Regions from separate parts of the Homo sapiens genome. Here regions 2 and 3 are each linked to region 1. A link is an interaction called in ENCODE POLR2A ChIA-PET data of the cell type or tissue named here. Cell type or tissue: PC-3. All regions are shown on one strand.

Evidence for each region. Peaks named below come from ENCODE experiments on the same cell type or tissue, not always from the same donor. Only the 100,000 strongest peaks of a DNase experiment are listed, where the experiment ranks them.
Region 2: POLR2A ChIA-PET joins it to region 1 with 16 read pairs; 23 of 35 experiments call an interaction of 5 or more read pairs at or near these places.
Region 3: POLR2A ChIA-PET joins it to region 1 with 10 read pairs; 7 of 35 experiments call an interaction of 5 or more read pairs at or near these places.

Annotation. Positions count from the first base shown.
Region 1 is chr7:158,861,686-158,866,685 of GRCh38, forward strand. All of the region lies in intron 1 of DYNC2I1 (dynein 2 intermediate chain 1), which reads left to right. Among named protein-coding and RNA genes, the nearest start is that of DYNC2I1, 7.6 kb to the left of the region's middle. RefSeq lists an enhancer at 1-374. In PC-3, no CTCF peak of the experiment used is centred here; DNase peaks (open chromatin) are centred at 1,816 and 2,466; H3K4me3 peaks cover 1,371 bases; H3K27ac peaks cover 2,411 bases.
Region 2 is chr7:158,804,234-158,809,233 of GRCh38, forward strand. The region is part of intron 1 of ESYT2 (extended synaptotagmin 2); the gene reads right to left. Among named protein-coding and RNA genes, the nearest start is that of ESYT2, 23 kb to the right of the region's middle. RefSeq lists an enhancer at 1-512. In PC-3, no CTCF peak of the experiment used is centred here; no DNase peak of the experiment used is centred here.
Region 3 is chr7:158,724,089-158,729,088 of GRCh38, forward strand. No RefSeq gene overlaps it. Among named protein-coding and RNA genes, the nearest start is that of NCAPG2, 22 kb to the left of the region's middle. In PC-3, no CTCF peak of the experiment used is centred here; no DNase peak of the experiment used is centred here.

The DNA.
Region 1 (5,000 bases):
CAGGTGCTCCCTGCAGCCACGTTTGTCACATGGAGTACAGAGTGTTAGAAGCAGCCTGTGTGGTCACCAGCCAGGGCCTAGGTGAGTGAATTACGGTGACTGTAGGGAATAACCTTGGATTCAGTGATGGAAACTGATCATCCTAGTTTTCTTCGTTACCGTTTTCTTCAGAGCACTTTTCCTACCAGGGAGCGTCAGTTACACAGTCAAGTAATAGAATGAAGACCTGGATAGGCTGCATTTCATAATTTGGCCCTAAGTAATTTGATAACTTAAAAATTCTAGTGTAAGGAATTTTGGAAAAAAAATGAGGACAGCAAAGGATAAATTATGTCCCAGTCCTAAAGGCGGGAGCCAGCCTTGCCCTCTGGGTCTCTTAGCGTGCGCCCTAGTTTGGTGTGTTGCCATGCAGGGTTAGTGAAGCACACCACTCTGGCCGTTAGTGCTCCTGCTCATTCCACTCTGTAATTCTGAGAATTAATGTTGGTGTCGTCAACCTAAAGAAAATCCAGGCAAAATTAATTATAGAGACTATCAGGGCCACAGCCTGGGAAACACTGGGAGGCGCTCCAGAGAACAAAGGAGAGGCTTGAGTGTTTAAAGAGAAAAGGACGAATCAGGGGACGATTACAAAATACTTTGTCAAGTACTGGTTTACAGAAATAACATTGATTATTGATTGGTTATACATCACTGAACTGCAGGTTACGAATTCTGGTGTCCAGTGTATGACATTGGTAGGTTAATTTATGGCTATTGGCCAGGTGTGGTGGCTCATGCTTGTAATCCTGGCACTTTGGGAGGGAGGATTGTTTGAGGATGGGAGTTCGAGGCCAGCCTGGGCAACATAGCAAGACCCTATCTCTTAAAAAAAAAAAAAAAAAAAAGCCTGGGCATGGTGGTGCATTTCTGTAGCCCCAGCTACTCAGGAGGCTGAGGTGGGAGGATTTCTTGAGCACAGGAGGTCAAGGCTGTAGTGAGCTATGATAGCACTGTGTCCGGAGTTGGTTCCTTCTGGTGGGTTCTTGGTCTCGCTGACTTCAAGAATGAAGCCACAGACCCTCGCGGCGAGTGTTACAATTCTTAAAGATGGTGTGTCCGGAGTTTGTTCCTTCACATGTTCAGATGTGTCTGGAGTTTCTTCCTTCTGGTGGGTTTGTGGTCTTGCTGACTTCAGGAGTGAAGCGACAGACCTTCGCAGTGAGCGTTACAGCTCTTAAAGATGGCGCATCTGGAGTTGTTTGTTCCTCCCGGTGGGTTCATGGTCTCGCTGACTTCAGGAGTGAAGCCCCAGACCTTTGCAGTGAGTGTTACAGCTCATAAAGGTAGCGTGGACCCAAAGAGTGAGCAGCAGCAAGATTTATTGTGAAGAACAAAGCACAAAGCTTCCACAGTGTGGAAGGGGACCCAAGCAGGTTGCCACTGCTGGCTGGGGGTGGGGGGAGGGGGGCCAGCTTTTATTCCCTTATTTGGCCCTGCCCACATCGTGGTGCGTTTACAAACCTTTAGCTAGACACAGAGTGCTGATTAGTGCATTTTTACAGAGTGCCGATTGGTGCGTTTACAAACCTTTAGCTAGACGCAGAGCGCTGATTGGTCCGTTTTTACAGAGTGCTGATTGGTGCGTTTACAAACCTTCAGCAAGACAGAGTCCTGATTGGTGTGTTTACAGTCCTTTAGCTGGACAGAAAAGTTCTCCAAGTCCCCACCCACCCAGAAGCCCAGGAGGCTTCACCTCTGGGCACCACTGAACTCTAGCCTGGGTGACAGAATGAGACTCTTTAAATAATAATAATATGGCTGTTGGTGGTGATGCTGAGTCAAGAGGTCATAAAGCAGGCTGCTTACTTAGCTCTGGGTGTGGGAGGAGCGGGACTTCCTTAGCTCCAGGTGTGTGTGAGGGGGGCGGTGAGCCGGACGTCCTTAGCTCCGGGTGTGTTTGGGGGGGGCGGTGAGCGGGACGTCCTTAGCTGGGGGGGGGTGTGGGGAGAGCGGGACGTCCTTAGCTCCTGGTGTGTGTGGGGGGGGCGGTGAGCGGGACGTCCTTAGCTCCGGGTGTGTGGGGGGAAGGGGGACGTCCTTAGCTCCCGGTGTGGGGGCGGGGGGGAGCGGGACGTCCTTAGCTCTGGGTGTTTGGTGGGGAGCCGGACGTCCTTAGCTCCGGGTGTTGGAGGGTGTTGGAGGGGGGAGCGGGACGTCCTTAGCTCCGTGTGTGGGGGTGGGGAGCGGGACGTCCTTAGCTCCGTGTGTGGGGGTGGGGAGCGGGACGTCCTTAGCTCCTGGTGTTGCGGGGAGCAGGACGTCCTTAGCTGCGGATGTGGGGGAGAGCGGGACGTCCTTAGCTCTGGGTGTGGCGGGGTGGGGAGCGGGAAGTCCTTAGCTCCCGGTGTGTGTGTGTGGTGTGGGGGGAGAGGGACGTCCTTAGCTCCGGGTGTGGGGGGGGGAGCAGACGTTCTTAGCTCTGGGTGTGGCGGGGAATGAGACGTGACCACTGTCACATTTCAGTGGCTCTGGGCCTAAACATTTAAAGGAGCTCACATTCCTCAGATTAGTTTCTTTTCTTTCTCAGTGTCATGCAGGGAACAGGATGACGATGTGGACGTCAGCGCTATACCACTGGGTCCATGTAGATGAATGTCACAGGGTTGGGCCGCGGTGTCTCTGTCATGTGGGGACTCAGGCTGGAGAGTGCCTTTGCTGCTTTGCACAGAGCTAGTGGTCATCCTGAAGGTCCAGAATGGATTTATGGCAGTGTCCCTGGAAGGAAGAGTGGATTTAGAAACATGTTATAAGCAGAAATAGTAGTATCTGGTGACGCTTTCCTCTGTTTATTTTTTAATAGAGATGGGGTTTCGCTGTGTTGCCTGGGCTGGAGTGCAGTGGCAGTTATCACAGCTCACTGCAGCCTCGACCTCCTGGGCTCAAGTGAGCCTCCTGTCTTAGCCTCCTGAGTAGCTGGGACTGCGGTTGAATCACCATGCTTGGCTGATTTTTTTTTTTGATGGAGATGGGGTCTTGCTGTGTTGCCCTGGCTGGTCTTGAACTCCTGGGCTCAAGTAATCTTCCTACCTCAGCCTAGCAAAGTGTTAGGATTACAGGTGTGAGCCACCATGCCTGGCTCAAAATAACTTCTTTTAAACATTTCTTAATGTTCAATTAACTAGTTCAAATCAGTATTTAACTTTAACCTCTGATGAGTGTTTTCTAAAAGAGGAGGCTGGGTTAGAAAGCAAGGGGAGAAGCCCACTGCCCACAGGTGGCTGCAGATGCCAGTGGCACCTTCTCGCTGGAGTCTGCCCAGCTGTCGGAGGTTATGTGGCAGGAACAATGAGCGTCAGGTCCAGGGGCTTCTGCTGTTTGGCTTACAGAGCGCGGAAGCCCTCACACCCACTCGTAGTGGGGGTCGGACAAGATGGCACAGGGGTGGGGTTTGCTTTCCATCTGGGCTGTGAGTGTCCTCCCTGAAGTGAGGTTTTGGCTTCACCACCTCTGATGGTGCACCTTGGAGGTGATACCACCTTGGAAGTGATTTCAGCCCAGGTTTACTTCTCCTTGGATTTCAGGATGAGATGAGAGTGGGGAAAAGAATTCCCTTGAAGCCCTGCATTGAGGGGAAGGGGAGTTAAATCAGTTTCATCTGTTTTATTCGGGAGGCAAATCAAAGGGATGTAAACATTGTTCAGGGTTCTTACTGTACAGTTCTCAATAGAATTTTGTTATGAAAAGGTTCTAGATGATTTAGTTGATGTAAATCGAGCATAAATCGAGGGACAGAGGCCCTGGGGAGCTGGTGCTGGGCAGCCGCTCATCTCCTGTTTGCTTGCCATGTGCATGAAGGATGCTGGCCCAGGACAGGTGCTTGCAGATGCTGAAGACCGCAGGCTCCAGTTCTCATCCACTAGTGCGTGGGCTGAATCATGCTGATGGTTTTGCTGCTTAGCTCTCCTGAGTCTCCTCACCCCAGTCCCCAGGCTGGGGTTTGTTCCACTCCTGGGAGTGCTGGGGAACTTTGCCCTTTGGTTCCATACTTGGAGAGTTGATTTTAAGCGTGGATTGCTGGGCTGCTCCATAGGGCAGAGTCTGAGGGCAGGTCAAGTTGGTCTTTAAAAGGCCTTGGCAGAAGCATGTGGTTTACATGTGGCAAGTGGGGACCGACAGCACCGGGGCAGGGAAGTCGTAAATCACTGTTGAACAGTTTGAAACTCTAGAGGGAGACAGCATGGATAGAAAACTTGAGGGTAAACAGTCCATATTAGCTGAGTTTTAAGCGCTCCAAAGTAGTCAGTATTCTGTGCATTTAAGAAAATGGCTGTTACTTTTCATACTGAAAAGTAGAGAGGCCGAAGAAAAATCCTGTGATCTCTGTCAGAGACCTCTTGTCTTCAGGGTTTTTAACTTTGTCAGTATCAGTAATGTTAACCATTAAGAAACCCCACTGGATGGGTTTTGTGACATACTTACTTTTCACATTCTGAGCTAGTGGCCTTGTGCCTTCCCAGTGTCCCCTGAATGTCCTCAGCGTCCCCTGTGTGCAGCGCCCACGTCTCCTGGTTGAACTGTCCCCTAATGTTCTAGGTGTCCCCTCTCTGTGGTGCCCATGTCTCCTGGTTGGACTGTCCATTGGTGTCCTGGGCATCCCTTCTTTGTGGTGCCCATGTCTCCTGGTTGGACTGTCCCTGAGTGTCCTGGGTGTCCCCTCTCTGTGGTGCCCACGTTTCCTGGTTGGACTGCCCCTTGGTGTCCTGGGCGTCCCCTCTCTGTGGTACCCTGGTCTCCTGGGTCTCCTGGTTGGACTGTCCCCGAGTATCCTGGGCGTCCCCTCTCTGGTCACTCGTGTCCTGGGTTCCATTCAGCCCTTTTTTTATAGCAGGTCCTATATTAAACCTCTCTGTAGGAGTTAACTTTAAACAAATAGTTGGCCGGGCGTGGTGGCTCACAACTGCAATTCCAGCACTTTGGGAGGCCGAGGTGGGGGGCTCACCTGAGGTTGGGAGTTCGAG
Region 2 (5,000 bases), 57 kb before region 1:
AAGGGTGAGGCGCGCGACAAACCCAAACCGCCGAGAAGGGTGAGGCGCGCGACAAACCCAAACCGTCGAGAAGGGTGAGGCGCGCGACAAACCCAAACCGCCGAGAAGGGTGAGGCGCGTGACAAACCCAAACCGTTGAGAAGGGTGAGGCGAGTGACAAACCCAAACTGTTGAGAAAAGTGAGGCACGTGACAAACCCAAACTGCCGAGAAAGGTGAGGTGTGTGACAAACCCAAACTGCCGAGAAGGGTGAGGCGCGTGACAAACCCAAACTGCTGAGAAAAGTGAGGCGCGCGACAAACCCAAACTGCCGAGAAGGGTGAGGCGTGTGATAAACCCAAACTGCCGAGAAAGGTGAGGTGTGTGACAAACCCAAAGTGCTGAGAAAGGTGAGGCGCGTGACAAACCCAAAGTGCTGAGAAAAGTGAGGCACGTGACAAACCCAAACTGTTGACAAGGGTGAGGCGCGTGACAAACCCGAACTGCTGAGAAAAGTGAGGCGCTTGATAAACCCAAACTGCCGAGAAAGGTGAGGTGTGTGACAAACCCAAACTGTTGAGAAAGGTGAGGCGCGTGAAAAACACAAGCTGCCGAGAAGGGTGAGGTGCATGAAAAACCCAAGGCCTCATTCAGTGCTTTCCAAGAAAGCTGGTGTCCTGCACTGGAGGGAAGAGAAGCACTTCTGTGGGGCCTGGGGAAAAGCAACTCAGAGCCACCTCTTCATATTATCAGATTACGATGAGAAAAAGTATTAGGGACAGTATTCCTGACAGTGGACGAGACTTCCAGGCACACGGCGCTTCAATGTTTAGAACTGTAAGGCACGAGGATCTGACGGAGCACTTGTTAGCTCTCCACATCAGTGGGGATCTCTGCTCGTCCCCACAGCTGGGCTGCTGAACTTAGCAGTAGAGTGACTTAAATATAATTTGGTACCAACACAAATTTGTGCCTTCTGATCTTTGTATAATCAAATGTCTTTACTCATCTCCCAAACTATCTGTCCCTCCTCAAGATCCTCAAATCCTATCTGCCTGTCTTCTCTAGAGACTTTGGTCAGTATTCATGGAAACTGAAAAAGCAGGTTAGAAATCTTGATTAAATGGTATTTTTTTCAAAGATATTAGGATGCTTTATCCAAATAGTTGCTTCTACAAAGAAAGTAGTCAAGGTTAAAAAGGTAGAGAGGAATCTAAAAACATCTGTCAACCCTGTAATAAGCTGTCACAGTATGGTCAAATTACTACCTCCAATAGTAAAAGGAAATTGCAGAAGATAACCATTTTTATCTATTTCTAGTCTACATAAAAAGCAGGCCATCAATTAATTCACACAGTAAATAAAGCAATTGATCTTTTCCAAAATCCACAAGGTTGTAATTTTCTCTGTGGTTTATGGGCTTCGATTACTGCAACAGAGTAACTGGATACCCTAATGCTTTGGTGCAATGACACTGCTTAAAAATCCATCTGTTTAAGGTCATTTCTTAACAGAAAACATTTTCAAAATTCTCCCCAGGTGCTTTTTACATTAATGAGAAATTTCACTAGGAAATCCGAAAAGACACTAATATCCCTGAAGTTTTTAACTGAGACCACAGGTAGTGATCATGGTCACTCCTTGACTTTCTCACCACAAATCAAATGGTGTTGTCTACCAGAGCTATGGCAAATTGTTGCTTTCTTATGTCACCTAAAACTCTTAACAGTGTAAAATAAGGACTCTTGCCACGAAAGGAATGACGGCTGAGCCACAGCTGTGGCCACCATGGGCCCCAGGGACACAGGGCTCTTTTGGCCTGAAGGAGGACACTAGCAGCAGAGCCGGCGCCGGGGCACACCGCGTGGGAGGCGCCGGGGCACACCGCGTGGGAGGCGCCGGGGCACACCGCGTGGGAGGTGCCGGGGCACACCGCGTAGGAGGCGCTGGCGCACAATGCGTAGGAGGCACTGGCCTTGAGAGGGCTTCCTCACTGTTTGCAACACTTCATCACTATTTCTTCATTAGACAAGTGACCATCACCTATTCTGGTAGATCAGAAAACAGAGTCAAAGAAAAACTTAAAAACTAGGTTGATCCCAGCATACCTTTCATAACAAAGCTGTCTAAGTCACTTGAAATCCAAGTCTTAAATTCCTAAGAGAACGTACCCTGAATTTCATGTTATATCTGACATATACTCTTCCTCTATCCATTTATTTTTTAAAGGGGTTAAGCCCCCTTTTAGTGCATGCGTGAAATATTAGGAGAATTTAAACCAGGACTAATATTCAATGGCAGAGTCAAAACAGGGATGCCTCACAGCTTCTACTCAGGAGAACAGGGTATCCCTTCATGGAAACACTAATGTCAACAGACTTATTTACATATAAACACGTCCGTGAAGAATATTTTTCAAAGATTTGAAGCATATTCTCACAAAATTCTGAAGTCCTTTAGACATTTTCCTGTCTCTGCTAAAAGAAAGGTCACACAATTATTTCATAATCGTGATTTAAGCTGAAGTTCTGGCATGAGTTACATCAATATCACAAATTAAAATGAGTCCAAGAATAGGAAATCTGTCTTCTCATCTCCTCCACTGAAACACCTAAGACAATCCGGTTGTTTTTATTTTAAATTTAAATCAAATGAATATTAATTCAAATATACACGCTTATGTTTTGACTGGAATGGATTAAAAGATAGATGGGCAATTGTAGCACTGAATTAATTGCATATATTCTGTATACTACTTAAATGAATCCAGCTTTGTGTGACTATATACATAGTATATATAGTTTATTCTAATATATATATATGAGAAACTACATGAGATTGTAAAAACAGGGTTATTTGAAACCCCGTCTCTACTAAAAATACAAAAAATTAGCCAACCGTGGTGGTGGGCGCCTGTAGTCCCACCTACTCAGGAGGCTGAGGCAGGAGAATGGCATGAACCCGGGAGGCAGGGTTTGTAGCGAGCCGATATCGCACCACTGCACTCCAGCCTGGGCGACAGAGCAAGACTCCGTCTGAAGGAAAAAAAAAAAAAAAAAAGAATTACAGAAGTGACTGGAATACTAAAAATCTATCTACATGGATTCAGAATTAACATCGGACTTAAAATTTATCTGTGAATTTTACATTTTGAAGAAATAAGTTTATGTATCTCCTAGGAGCTTAACTTTATTCTCATGCAGATAGGAAATTATCGCGACTTATGAGAAGGAGGTCGGAAATTTACCACCCTAAAACTTACTGTTTCCTTTTTAATTATTTATTTGTACACAATGAAGAAACAGTAAATAATCAGACACATGAAAACACTAGTACTTTTTTCCTGAATATGTTCATTACCTTCACTGGATGTTCGATACCAAGGTTCCAGAACATCTTTCCCAATTATAGCCTGTGTGCCTCACTGCTGTTTGCTGTTACACATTCCCCATAAAGGGTCAGACAGGAAATATCTGGGGCACTTACGGGCCATGAGGTCTCTGTCACTACAACTCAACCACAGTTGGAGTATGAACTAATGAGCACGGCTGTGTTCCAAAAGAACTTTAATATGGTCACTGAAATTTGAATTTCATAACATTTTCACCTCCTACAAATTACTTTCTTCCAGCCATTAAAAAATGTAAAAGCTGTTCACTGGCCACAAAAACAAAAAGGAGGCCAGGCTATGAGCTGAGGCTTGCTGCCCGCTGAGAGGGATGCGCAAACCCGCAAAAGGATGGCGCCACGGGGTAGGGCCGTCCAGCCTCTCTCTCCAGAGAGCAGGCCCCACAGCTCCAGGTGCAGAAAAATGTCTGCCAAACATTCCTTTTTTTATTAGAAATACCCCAAATCTTAACATTGGGGTAACTAAAGTGTTTGAAAACTGAACCCACTGACCTGGATCCAATTTGTTACCTATTACAGAAATCCCCTACTTATCGGCAGTTCCACTGTGATTTCAATCACCCGCAGTCAACCAAGGTCAGAAAATATTAAATGGAAACTTCCAGAAACAAACAATTCGTCAGTTTTAAACCGCATGCTGTTCTGAGTAAGGTGATGAAATCTCACTCTGTCCAGCTCGAGACACGAGCCCCGTCCGGCACGTTCGCGCCGAGCATGCTCCCGCCCACTCACCTGTGCTGTCTTGATCGTCAGCTCAAGTGTCGTGGGATCGACGTGCTCATTTCAAGTCACCTTTATTTTACTTAATGGCCCAAAACACACCAACAGTGATGTTGGCCATTCAGATATGCCAAAGAGAAGCCATTGAGTGCTTCCTTTAAGTGAAAAGGTGAAAGTTCTCGACTTACTAAGTATCATACGCTGAGGTTGCTAAGATGTAAGAACGAATCTTCCATCTGTGAAACTGAAGAAGGAAAATAATTTCATGCTAGTTTTGCTGTCACATGTCAAACTTTAAGATGGAAAAGGCATTAAATTTGTGGCTGGGGCCTGGCACAGGGGCTCACATCTGTAATCCCAGGACTTTGCCTGTAATCCCAGCACTTTGGGAGGCTGAGGCCGGCAGATCACTTGAGGTCAGGAGTTCAAGACCAGGCTGGCCAACATGCGAAATCCCATCTCTACTAAAAAAAAAAAAAAAAAATTAACGAGGTGTGGTGGTGGGCACCTGTAGTCCCAGCTACTTGGGAGGGGCTGAGCCACGAGAATTGCTTGAACTCGGGTGGCAGAGGTTGCAGTGAGCCGAGACTGCGCCATTACACTCCAGCCTGGGTGACAGAGTGAGATTCTATCTCAGAAAACAACAACAACAACAAAACAAAACAAAACCAATAAATAAACAAATAAGTTTGTGGGTAGAAGACAAAACAGATGTTCTGATTGACAGCAACTGGGTTTGGTACTATCTTGTTTCACTGGGGATCTTGGAAAATATCCCCCACAGATAAGGGGGGGCTACTGTAGTAAACTTTGGATCACATTAAGCCAATTAAAAAATGGGCAAAAGTGACGGGGCGTGGTGCGTGGTGGCTCATACCTGTAATCCCAGCACT
Region 3 (5,000 bases), 140 kb before region 1:
AATGAAGGAGGCCCCAAAAGGCCAAGTGGAGCCCTGGGGGACTTCACTGGGGATACACAGGCCCAACAGACGCATGACCTCAAAAAGGTGGGGGTAGCCAGGCACAGTGGCTCACGCCTGTAATCCCAGCACCGTGGAGGCCGAGGCGGGAAGATCACATGAGCCCTCTGGACCAGGAGTTGAGACCAGCCTGGGCAATGTGGCAAAGCCCCATCTCTACAAAATATTAAAAAATTAGCCAGCTGTGGTGGTGCATGTCTGTAGTCTCTGCTACTAGGGAGGTTGAGGTAGGAGGATCACTTGAGCCTGGAAGGTTGGGGCTACAGTGAGCTGTGTTCATGCCACTGCATTCCAGCCTGGGCAACAGAGCAAGACTCTGTCAAAAACAACAACAACAACCAAAAAGGCAGGGGAGTAGAGGGCCTTGTTCTTGGACAAATGAGTAGCAAATGCTAGAAGATACTGAATAGCCAGGTATGTGGGGAAGGAATCTGGAGTTGGAGAGGGGAGAGGCACCTCTGACAGTTAGGTTGGTGGAAGGTTCATGCCTTAATGATTTGGGGATTTGAGTATAAGAGAAAGTGTAACACTATTGTTGTCCTAACCTAGTGGACAAGGAGGGGAGGGTGCCACATTCTGATAGAAGTTGAGGACAGAGAGTGGACGTGGTGGCTGATGATCGTGCAAAGCCGAGGACAGAGAGTGGACATGGTGGCTGATGATCGTGCAAAGCCGAGGACAGAGAGTGGACGTGGTGGCTGACGATCATGCAAAGCTGAGGACAGAGAGTGGACGTGGTGGCTGATGATGGTCCAATGCGATGGGCCAGTGCTGTCCTAAGTGCTTTCCAGGGATGACCTCACTTCATCCTCAGTTCTGCCTTTGAGGTAAGGACTACAGCGATTCCTGCTCTGCAGAGGGGGAAATGGAGGCAGAGAAGTTACTTGACTTGCTCCAGGTCCCGTGGGACGGAAGTGGGGCTTGAACCTGGGGGTTCTGACTCCAGAGCCATGCTCTACCCCACTGGGCCTCCCTGTTTCCCAGACTTGAGGTCCTGCAAAATGGAAACGTAGACCCTCTAGAGAGGTGTTTCTGTTTAGGGCCTGACATGTACGCAAAGACAAAAAAGTGACTTTATCCTTAGTATTTCTTGTAGGGCACGCTGGCTCACAACAAGTTCTCTTAAAAAAAAAAAAAATCTGACAATGCCTTAGTTTCTCCTTCACTGTAGACAGCTGTTGCCGACAGGATTCCTGGCTGACAGGCTCTGTGAGCACCTTGAATCCCTCATCCCTCTGCTCTGCCTTCAGGGTTTCTGATGAGAACTCAGCAGTTCGCACTGCGGAGGCGATGAGTCTTTCTCTAGTTGCATCGTCTTTTCAAACAGTTTAACTAAGATGTGCCTGCGTGTGGCTCTTTCCAAATTAGGGAGTTTTTGCTTATTATTTCTTTCAGTGTTTTCACTGGTGCTTCTCTCCCTCCTCCCCTTCTGGAACTCTCACTGCACGTATGTCAGGTTCGTTTTTCTTTATTCTTTTTGTCCCTCAGACTGGATAATCTCGATGGAGCCACCTCCAAGTTTGCTGATTCTTTCCTCTGTCAGCTCAGATACATGGGTGAGCTCCCCTAGTGAATTTCACATTACACTTCTTTAAACCCCAGGCTTTCTGGTTACTGTTTTCGTAATTTCTCTATACTGATCTTCTCTGTTTTGGTGAGACATCATTTTCATACTTTCTTGTAATTGTTGACATGATTCCCTTATTCCCGTGAACACGTTAAAAGTGGATTCAGGGTCTTGTCTTCGTCCACATGATGTCCAGCACCAGGACTTCCTTTGGGGTGGTTTATCTGACTACCTTTTTCCTGTGTGTGGCCTTCACTCTGCTGTTTCTTTGCATGCCTCATCCTTTTTTCATTGAATCTGGACATTTAAGATAATATACTCCAGCCTGGCCAACATGGTGAAACCCCGTCTCTACTAAAAATACAAAAATTAGCCGGGCATGGTGGTGGGCGCCTGTAGTCCCAGCTACTCGGGAGGCTGAGGTAGAAGAATTGCTTGAACCCAGGAGGTGGAGGTTGTGGTGAGCCAAGATGGCACCACTGCACTCCAGCCTGGCAACAGTGCAAGACTCATCTAAAAAAAAAATAAAAAAAAATAAAGATAATATAGTGTGGCAACTCTGTAGACAAGATCCCTCTTCCACTCCTGGCTTTGTTGTTGATGATGGTTGTCACTGTTGTTTCTTTGTGTTTAGTAACATACTTGGACTCTCTAGAAGCTGTGTTGTCACATGCTGCCTCTGAAGCCTCTGCTGGGTTAGCTCACGTGCCAGCTAAGGATTGGAAAGGACTTCTTTGAATACTTCAGACCAGTTGGTCTCCCACCTGCTGCCAAGGGGCCCTGTGCATGTGCTGGGTGCCTTCAGTCTTCCAGCAGGCACCTCACAGCCAGAAATGAGAACTCTTGCAGGTCTTTCCTGGGGATGTGCACAGCCCGGCATGTGCATGTGTCTAGCACCCCAGCAATGCCAGAGTTTTACAAAGCCCTCTGTGGACAGTCTCATCCCCTAGGTTCTCCTTTCAAAGTGTTTGGTTGGCCTCTTGTTTGTCCCAACTGCTACCACTGCCTCAGGCAGCTGCAATGTTAAACAACCGCCACCGATTCTTCTGGACCAACAAACCTGGAGATGGAGTTTTCCTGGGAGCCTGAGAGTTGAAATAGTGACAATTCCCTGGGGATGGAACTTTTGGAGAGCAATAAGCTCCTTCTTTCCCCTCCAGAGGCAGCAAGGCTGCTGGTCATCTGTGCTGTTGCACTTCTAAGGCTGCTGCTGTATGACTTTTTCCATATTTTCCAATAGCTATTGGCATTACCATATACGACACAGACATTTCTACATCCAAATATTTTCCAGATTTTTTTTTTTTTTTTGGTGATGGAGTCTCACTCTGTCGCCCAGGCTGGAGTGCAGTGGCATGATCTCGTCTCACTGCAGTCTCTGCCTCCCCCAGTTCAAGTGATTCTCCTGCCTCAGCCTTCTGAGTAGCTGGGATTACAGGTGCGCACCACTATGCCCAGCTAATTTTTTGTATTTTTAGTGGAGATGGGGTTTCACCATGATGGCCAAGGTGGTTTCAAACTGCTGACCTTAAGTGATCCACCTGCCTTGGCCTCCCAAAGTACTAGGATTACAGGTGTGAGCCACCACGCCCGGCCTCCAGATTTTTATTTATTTATTTATTTTTGAGACCGAGTCTCGCTCTGTCGCCCAAGCTGGAGTGCAGTGGCGCGATCTTGGCTCACTGCAAGCTCCGCCTCCTGGGTTCAAGTGATTCTCCTGTCTCGCCCTCCCGAGTAGCTGGGACTACAGGCGTGTGCCCCCACACCTGGCCGATTTTTTTTATTTTTAGTAGAGACGGGGTTTCACCACGTTAGCCAGGATGGTCTCAATCTCCTGACCTCGTGATCTGCCCACCTCGGCCTCCCAAAGTGTTGGGATTACAGGTGTGAGCCACCACGCCCGGCCCAGATATTTTTTTTGAGACAGGGTCTTACTCTGTCGCCCACACTGAAGTGCAGTGGCACAATCATAGCTCACTGCAGCCTCCTAACCTCCTGGGCTCAAGAGATCCTCCCACCTCAGCCTCCCAAGTAGCTAGAACTGTAAGTGTGCACCCACCATGCCCAGCTAGTTTTTTTATTTTTATAGAGATGAGGTCTCACTCTGTTGCCCAGGCTGGTTTCAAACTCCTGGGCTCCACTGATCCTCCTGCTTCGGCCACCCAAAGCGTTGGGCTTACAGGTGTGAGCTGCCATGCCTGGCCTCCCGAAGCGTTGGGCTTACAGGTGTGAGCCACCGTGCCTGGCCTTCTTTGCAGAGTATTATTATTGGGATTTCCAGGTAGGCAATCTTGTATCTGAAAATGACTATCTCTTTGTAAAAATTTCCAGATAATCTTTTTTCTTTGTATTATATTGCCCAGGAAGTTGAGAATAACAGTAAATAGTTAAAGGCAGACTTCCTGGGTGTTTCCAACTTTCATGTCTCAACTGTTTCTCAGATGAGGAGGCCCTTGGCTTTTTCTCTCAATAGTATCCATCACGCTTAGCAGTATCTTCTCCTTAGTCGTCACTAACAACCGTTAGTAGGTATATATCTTTTTTTGAATGGAAACTTGTTAGACGAGATGAATTATATTTTGGTCTGCCAAACGTATTTATTTCTTGAGACAGGGTCTTGCTGTCTCACCCAGCCTGGAGTGCGGCAACGCAATCATGGCTCACTGCATCCTCGACGTCCTGGCTCCAGTGATCCTTCTTCTGCTCAGCCTCCCGAGTGGCTGGGACCATAGGCATGCGCCACCACGCCTGGCTAATTTTTGTATTTTTGGTAGAGACAGTGTTTTGCCATGTTGCCCAGGCTGCTCTTGAACTCCTGAGCTCAAGTGAACCACCTGCTTTGGCCTCCCAAAGTGCTGGGATTACAGGTGTGAGCCGTCTGCCAAACTTTATACATTTATTCAACAGATAATTGGTTTACCATGTGTCTGGAACAGTGATAGGCGACCAGTGAGTTTTAAATAAAACTCACATAATCTCTGCCCTTGAAAGTTTACAGTCCATGTAGGAAAGTTTTAAATAAAACTAAATTGTAATTACGTTAAATTTGGTGAATCAAAGTAACACAGGCCGGGATGGTGGCGTAGGCCTGTAATCCCAATACTTTGGGAGGCTGAGGTGGGGGGGATCCCTTGATCCCCCTACTGCACTCCAGCCTGGGCAACAGAGTAAGAACCTGTCTCAAAAAAAAAAAAAAAAAAAAACACATACACACACATGATGCTAAGAAAACTCACAGGACACCGAGATCAGCTTTCAACTGAGAAGTTACGGGGAGTGGATGTGAGCTGGGCCAGTCATGGTAAGAGCCCGCGTGGAGGTGCTGGGGAGAGGAGAGGAGAGGAGCAAGTGTGGAGGTGGGTGGGGCAGGAGC